2 separate regions of the Homo sapiens genome follow, and region 1 is linked to region 2. A link is a contact called in ENCODE Hi-C or POLR2A ChIA-PET data. All regions are on one chromosome and are shown on one strand. Each heading gives the region's core, a stretch centred on a gene start or an enhancer-like site at or near the end of the contact. The rest is flanking DNA. Distances are from core to core; before and after follow the strand shown.

What was found. Hi-C counts contacts between places; a loop is a spot of excess contacts on that map. ChIA-PET counts read pairs that join two places held with the same protein, here RNA polymerase II (POLR2A).
Region 1: a loop to region 2 is called in a map of mammary epithelial cell, with 2.5 times the contacts of the local background. The contact joins two enhancer-like sites. A Hi-C loop is called at or near these places in 2 of 168 maps with a recorded cell type or tissue (PC-3 and mammary epithelial cell). POLR2A ChIA-PET finds 5 or more read pairs at or near these places in 3 of 52 experiments (MCF 10A, PC-9 and endothelial cell of umbilical vein).

What each region holds. Positions count from the first base shown.
Region 1 is chr1:64,308,216-64,310,915 of GRCh38, forward strand. No RefSeq gene overlaps it. Among named protein-coding and RNA genes, the nearest start is that of UBE2U, 110 kb to the left of the region's middle. Within about 2 kb of position 1,441, at least 2 of the 41 ENCODE cell types and tissues checked have a DNase peak (open chromatin) inside an H3K27ac peak, as active enhancers do.
Region 2 is chr1:64,342,333-64,345,032 of GRCh38, forward strand. No RefSeq gene overlaps it. Among named protein-coding and RNA genes, the nearest start is that of CACHD1, 130 kb to the right of the region's middle. Within about 2 kb of position 1,264, at least 7 of the 41 ENCODE cell types and tissues checked have a DNase peak (open chromatin) inside an H3K27ac peak, as active enhancers do.

The DNA.
Region 1 (2,700 bases), core at 191-2,690, 34 kb before region 2:
CCAGTGGTTCTCAATCGGGGGTGACATTGCTTGCCAGGGACATTTGGCAAATGTCTGGAGATATTTTTGATTGTTACACCGAGGGACATACTATTGGCATCTAGTGGATAGACACCAGGATGCTTCTAAGTGTCATGTAATGCATACAATAGCCCCTCACAACAAAGAATTATGCAGTCCAAATATCAATAGTGTCAAGCTTGAGAAATCATGGGCTATTTTTATTCCCTCCAACTAGATGAAAAACAAAAATCCAAAGAGGAAGTATAGGTTTGGGAACACTGGTTGTTGTTTTGGGACAAGCCACTGATGAGGGAGCCAGGCCCCCATTAGGACAAACGTTCCAGTGGGGATGCCAACAGCAGCCCCCCACCCGCCATCAGGCATCTCCCCTGTGAATCAGGCACCCTTCCTCCTGCTGAGGAGCCACAGCTCTCATCTGCCAAGCGTCTATGGGTCCAAAGCCACGTTCATCCATTTTCTATAGTGTCTACATTCCCTTGACAAGTGGTTGGAAGCATGGCTTTGCTCTGAAGCTCTGGGTGCTAGATAATTAGAGACAAACCAGGAATTCCATAAAGAAGGAGCAAGACAAGGCAGCCAAGGAGCCAAAAGAAATTTCTGTTGTCACTTTCTTTCACTGTGATTTTCTGGCAGCCGGTCTCTGCAAAGCCTCAGCAGGAAGGTTGTGGCAGAGAAGGGTTGAGCAGCCTCTGGGCAGTGGGCGGGTGCCTTGGTGCCCAGCCCCGAGTCTGTGGAGGCTTTTGTTCAATTATTGATGTCTCAGGGAAGGAAGCCTGTTTGGCTGGCTGGGCTAGACAGGCAATCCACATGAAGCAGGAAAACCATCAGGAAGCGAGAAGAGGGGGAAGTGAGGAGCATCAGGGCTGTCTGTGTTTATCGACATATAACAACATGTCTGGGAGAGGTGATTAAGTGAAAAAGCAGGTTACACAACAGCTCCAAGGATGAGATCATTAAATGAGAGATGTGTGTGAGAGAGGGGCCTTGGGTTCACCAAAAAGTGAGTACTAGCTATTTCTGAGCGGTAGGATTTTGAATCATTTCTATTTTCTTTAGGTTTTTCAGAATGTCTTTACTAAGAAGTCATTATTGCTTTTAGAACCTGAGACAGCTACAATATTTGTGGGGATGGAGAGAAGGAGAATATGTATGCAAGAGTGTGTGGAGTCCCAGAAGCCAGCCATCAGGCTCTCAGACACTACTGGGACTTAATTGTCCTTCAGGGGCCAGAGGAGCTGTGTCGTATGCTGTGTCTCGGTCACCAGAGAGAAGCTCATTAACATGCCCACGGAACTGGCCAGCTCATCATGGCAGGTGGGAGGAAGAAACACTGTTTATTGAAACAAGAAAGGCCCTGGCTCCTGCCTCCACACTGACAGTGCAGGGCCCATGCAGCCAGCATCTTCTCACAGCCCCTCTCATGCATAGGCAGCTGGTACAACTGTGTGTTCTACACCAGGCATGCCTTCCTCACCAGAAACAAAGAGCCGGCTGAAAACTGTCCAGGCCTCAGTCCAGAGTCACAGGATCACAAAACCTCAGTGTGGAAGCCACACCAGACGTCATCCCTGGTCACTCCTGCTCCTCCTGAAGCTTGAATTTCCTCTGTCACATGGTTGATTATTCTGGGCTTGCACCAAGAAAGTGCCAGGGAATCTTACAATTCAGGAATCAAGTTATTCTGTTTTTGGACAGCATTAATTTAGGGAGTTCTTCTTTTTTATGAGTCCAGATTGGCCTCCCTGTAATCTCCACCCTTTGGTACAGACAAGACAGTTTTGTCCCCTCTTTCTCTTACCTGTTTTTAAATCGTTCTGAGGGCCCCTGTCACCTTCAAATACAGTTTAAGCTCATGCTCTGGGTGTACAAAATCCCTAGGAGTTTGGAGCAAGTGCCACGTATCAATGCGCCCTAATATAAGAAGGAAAAGGGGGAATTGGAAGGCCCTCACAGAGCTGAAGGCTGGAATGCAGGGATCTGCTGGGACCTAGAACAGAAGGAGACTCATCGTCAATCTTCCCTGCTCTCCCCTGCACTTATAGTTCTTTTTCTGTCAAGGCCAGGTGTCTCAAGGCCACAGGTGGGCAGAACGTGGCTCCCACCATTCCTGAATATACTCCCTTTAGTTCTAACAGTCCTGTCCAGACCAATCCAGAACTTCTCAGTCCTAATTCCAAATTCCTAAAAGATTACTATTGGCCCAAGTTGGATCCAGTTCAACCAACTGGTCCAGGGGAGAGGGGTAAAATGTGCACATACATAGATCCTGAGAGTCTCTGTTTGAAAGAAACACTTAAACGGGTTATGTGAACTTTGCAGACACTCATAAAATTCGTTATGATCTGGGCGTTGAAGACCTCTCTTGTATCCATCCGTTAGCTCCTCCCTGTCTTGCTCATTTCCCCACCACTTCTTTTCCTTTTTAGAAAGTCAGTAAAGCATAGTGGTTACATCTCAAATTCTACAGTCAGATCACCTGGGTGCAAACTCAGACCTTTCATTGGTGGCTGTGTGTCCTTGGGCAAGTTACTTACCCACTCTGTATCTCCAATTCATCTTTTTTAACTGGCTACAATAAAAATGCCTACATCGTAGAACTGTTATGGTAATTAAATAAGTTAATAGAAGTAAGCCACTTAGAACATTGCCTGGGGTGTAATCACTTGATCAATGTTA
Region 2 (2,700 bases), core at 14-2,513:
TGTATTTTTAGTAGAGATGCGGTTTTGCCATGTTGACCAGGCTCGTCTCAAACTCCTGACCTCAAGTGATCCACCCACATCGGCCTCCCAAAGTGCTGGGATTACAGGCTTGAGCCACCACCCCCAGCCAGGTCCCTTTTTAAATAATCCCAGGATAGTCCTTTCATGAAACCTTTATCTAGTCCATAAGAACTACACCCCTTGGCTTTCCATAGCTAGAAGTGCAGCTATCAGTATATCAGTATAGGTCTTTCTGTATTTCATTCTGCCACATCTAGCAGCCTTTAGATTTCTCCCTTGAGAGTTGCTGGGTCCTGCAAATTCCAGGGAACCCATATTAAGTTGTCTGAATGATTCTCTGGGCTCTCTTTTCACATGGTCCAATGTAAGGGTAAAGTACCACAGGTAGGAAAGGCAAAAATCAGCATACCTACAACTGTCTCCAAAACAGTCCTTCCAGATGACCTCTTCAACTTGCTCTTCTAAAGGTTAGAGGTGGGTTATGACCTGGTGCCAGGAGAACCTCTCCACAAGTCTGGCACAGATGTTCTAGCATCTCTAGGATGTGAGAGTGTTCTTAGCCTTTAGTCCTCTAATGAAATTCCAACAAATCAGGAAAAGTCTTTTTTGATAACCCATTAACATATTCAATGAAGTTTTTTTAAAAATAGGTGGTATTTGAAATTTTTCGATATTGCTTTTATGGCATAGTTTTTAAATCATTGGCTCATCAAAATAGTGGATTATCATTCAACTGATTCAACTGTGGGACCACTGTTAAACGGATGCTACTTTCAAAATTAAATTGAGAATGAGGATAATTCACACACTAACCCACCATTATAGAGAATGCTTGCTATTCCCTAGCCAGCAATGTGCACTCTCTGGGTTAACCACCCCACTTCCTGATGCTTGGTTCTCCGCTCACCCCTCCTCCAGTCTCAGGAATGGTCATTCATCTAACAAACATTTACTGAGCACCTACGCTATGCTGACTACTGTCCTAGGTGCTGAGGATACATTTGTGTATAAAACAGACAGTTAGGGCCAGATAATAAACAAAATAAATAAGTAAAATGCATAACATATATTAGCATGTGATAAGTGCTCTAGTAAGCCATTTCCCACATGTCGTTCCAGATGTGGGAGAGATTTATAATGTAAGACACCATAGTCCTGAGAGCTGGCATTCTAGCGAAGAAGAGTATGTAAACACAATTATAATACAATGCTGCTTAAGTGAGTCAGACAGCAGGGGTGTGTACTGAATGCTAAGTGACTAACCCTGCTTGAGGGCATCAGGAAAGGTTTCATAGGCTTTCTGTTTGAAGAACACAGTATTGTATTATAGAGAAGTAGTGATAACTATCTTCAACTGTAAGCTCCTGGCAGCTTTTCCCAGAGCCCCAGGCAGTTACCACCCTCCCAGTGCTTGCTTCAGCTTGTGCCTTCATTCCTTTCTCAGGTTCGACACTGAGGCCAGAAGCAGTGCTAGGTGGAGAGTTCCTTCTTCCAAAGACGTAGCACTCTGATAAAACAAACAAAAAAACAAAAAACAAAAACACCTTGGAGGAAGCAAAAGGAAATATGACCTTATGTCTATGGTCAGTCCACGAGACCCATAAAAAAGGAGGTGGTCAGCTGACCTGTCTCTTCATGCTCCACTCCATCTGCCCTCCAGCCAAAGGCTCACTCTCTGTGAAGCTGGATCCAGCTGGGCCACTATACTCACCCATGTTTCTTTTTAGAGGGGAAGCTCCTGGCAAACACTGCCTTGTATACATCTTTGCATGAGCCCGCAAAGCTGGCACAAGGCTTCCCCCACAGCAGAGTCTCAGTAAATAAAAATGAAAGGCAATGAAATGAATTGTTCCAAAGGCAAATGTTCTGCCCCTGGAACACACTGTTGCTTATTGGGATGATTTTGGATTCAGACAGACTAGGATTCTAATCCTGATTTTCTCCTTGTCGCCAAATTACTTTACCTCTCTGAGTCTCTTCCCTATATTTGTAGATAAGATAAATTTGTTGTGATGATTAAACAAGGTATTAAGATAATGCTTAGCGAGGCCGAGGCCGGGTGCAGTGACTCATGCCTGTAATCCCAGCACTTTGGGAGGCCGAGGTGGGCGGATCACGAGGTCAGGAGATCAAGACCATCCTGACTAACACGGTGAAACCCCATCTCTACTAAAAATACAAAAAATTTTCCAGGCATGGTGGCAGGCACCTGTAGTCCCAGCTACTGGGGAGGCTGAGGCAGAAGAATGGCATGAACCCAGAAAGCGGAGCTTGCAGTGAGCCGAGATCACGCCACTGCACTCCAGCCTGGGCAACAGAGCCAGACTCTGTCTCAAAAAAAAAAAAAAAAAAAAAAAAAAGATAATGCTTCGCACAAGGCCAGGCACATACTACTAGCTCAGTACAGGGGTACTATCACTATTATCAAGGTTAGAAACTACCAGGAGGGTGTTTGAACTCATTAATAAATAATAAAAAGCTATTTAATCATTACAATTCACCAACAATCTAAATGTTTCCTTTGAGAGGTAGTGAGCCATCCATCACTGGAGGGATTCAAGTAGTAAGACTGGATAACAGTTTCTACATCAGAAATTTCTGTACTTTGGTGACAGGTGGGAGTAGCTACGCTTCTTATGCCTTTCAAGGTAAAGTCGGCTGAGGTTGATTCTGGAGGAG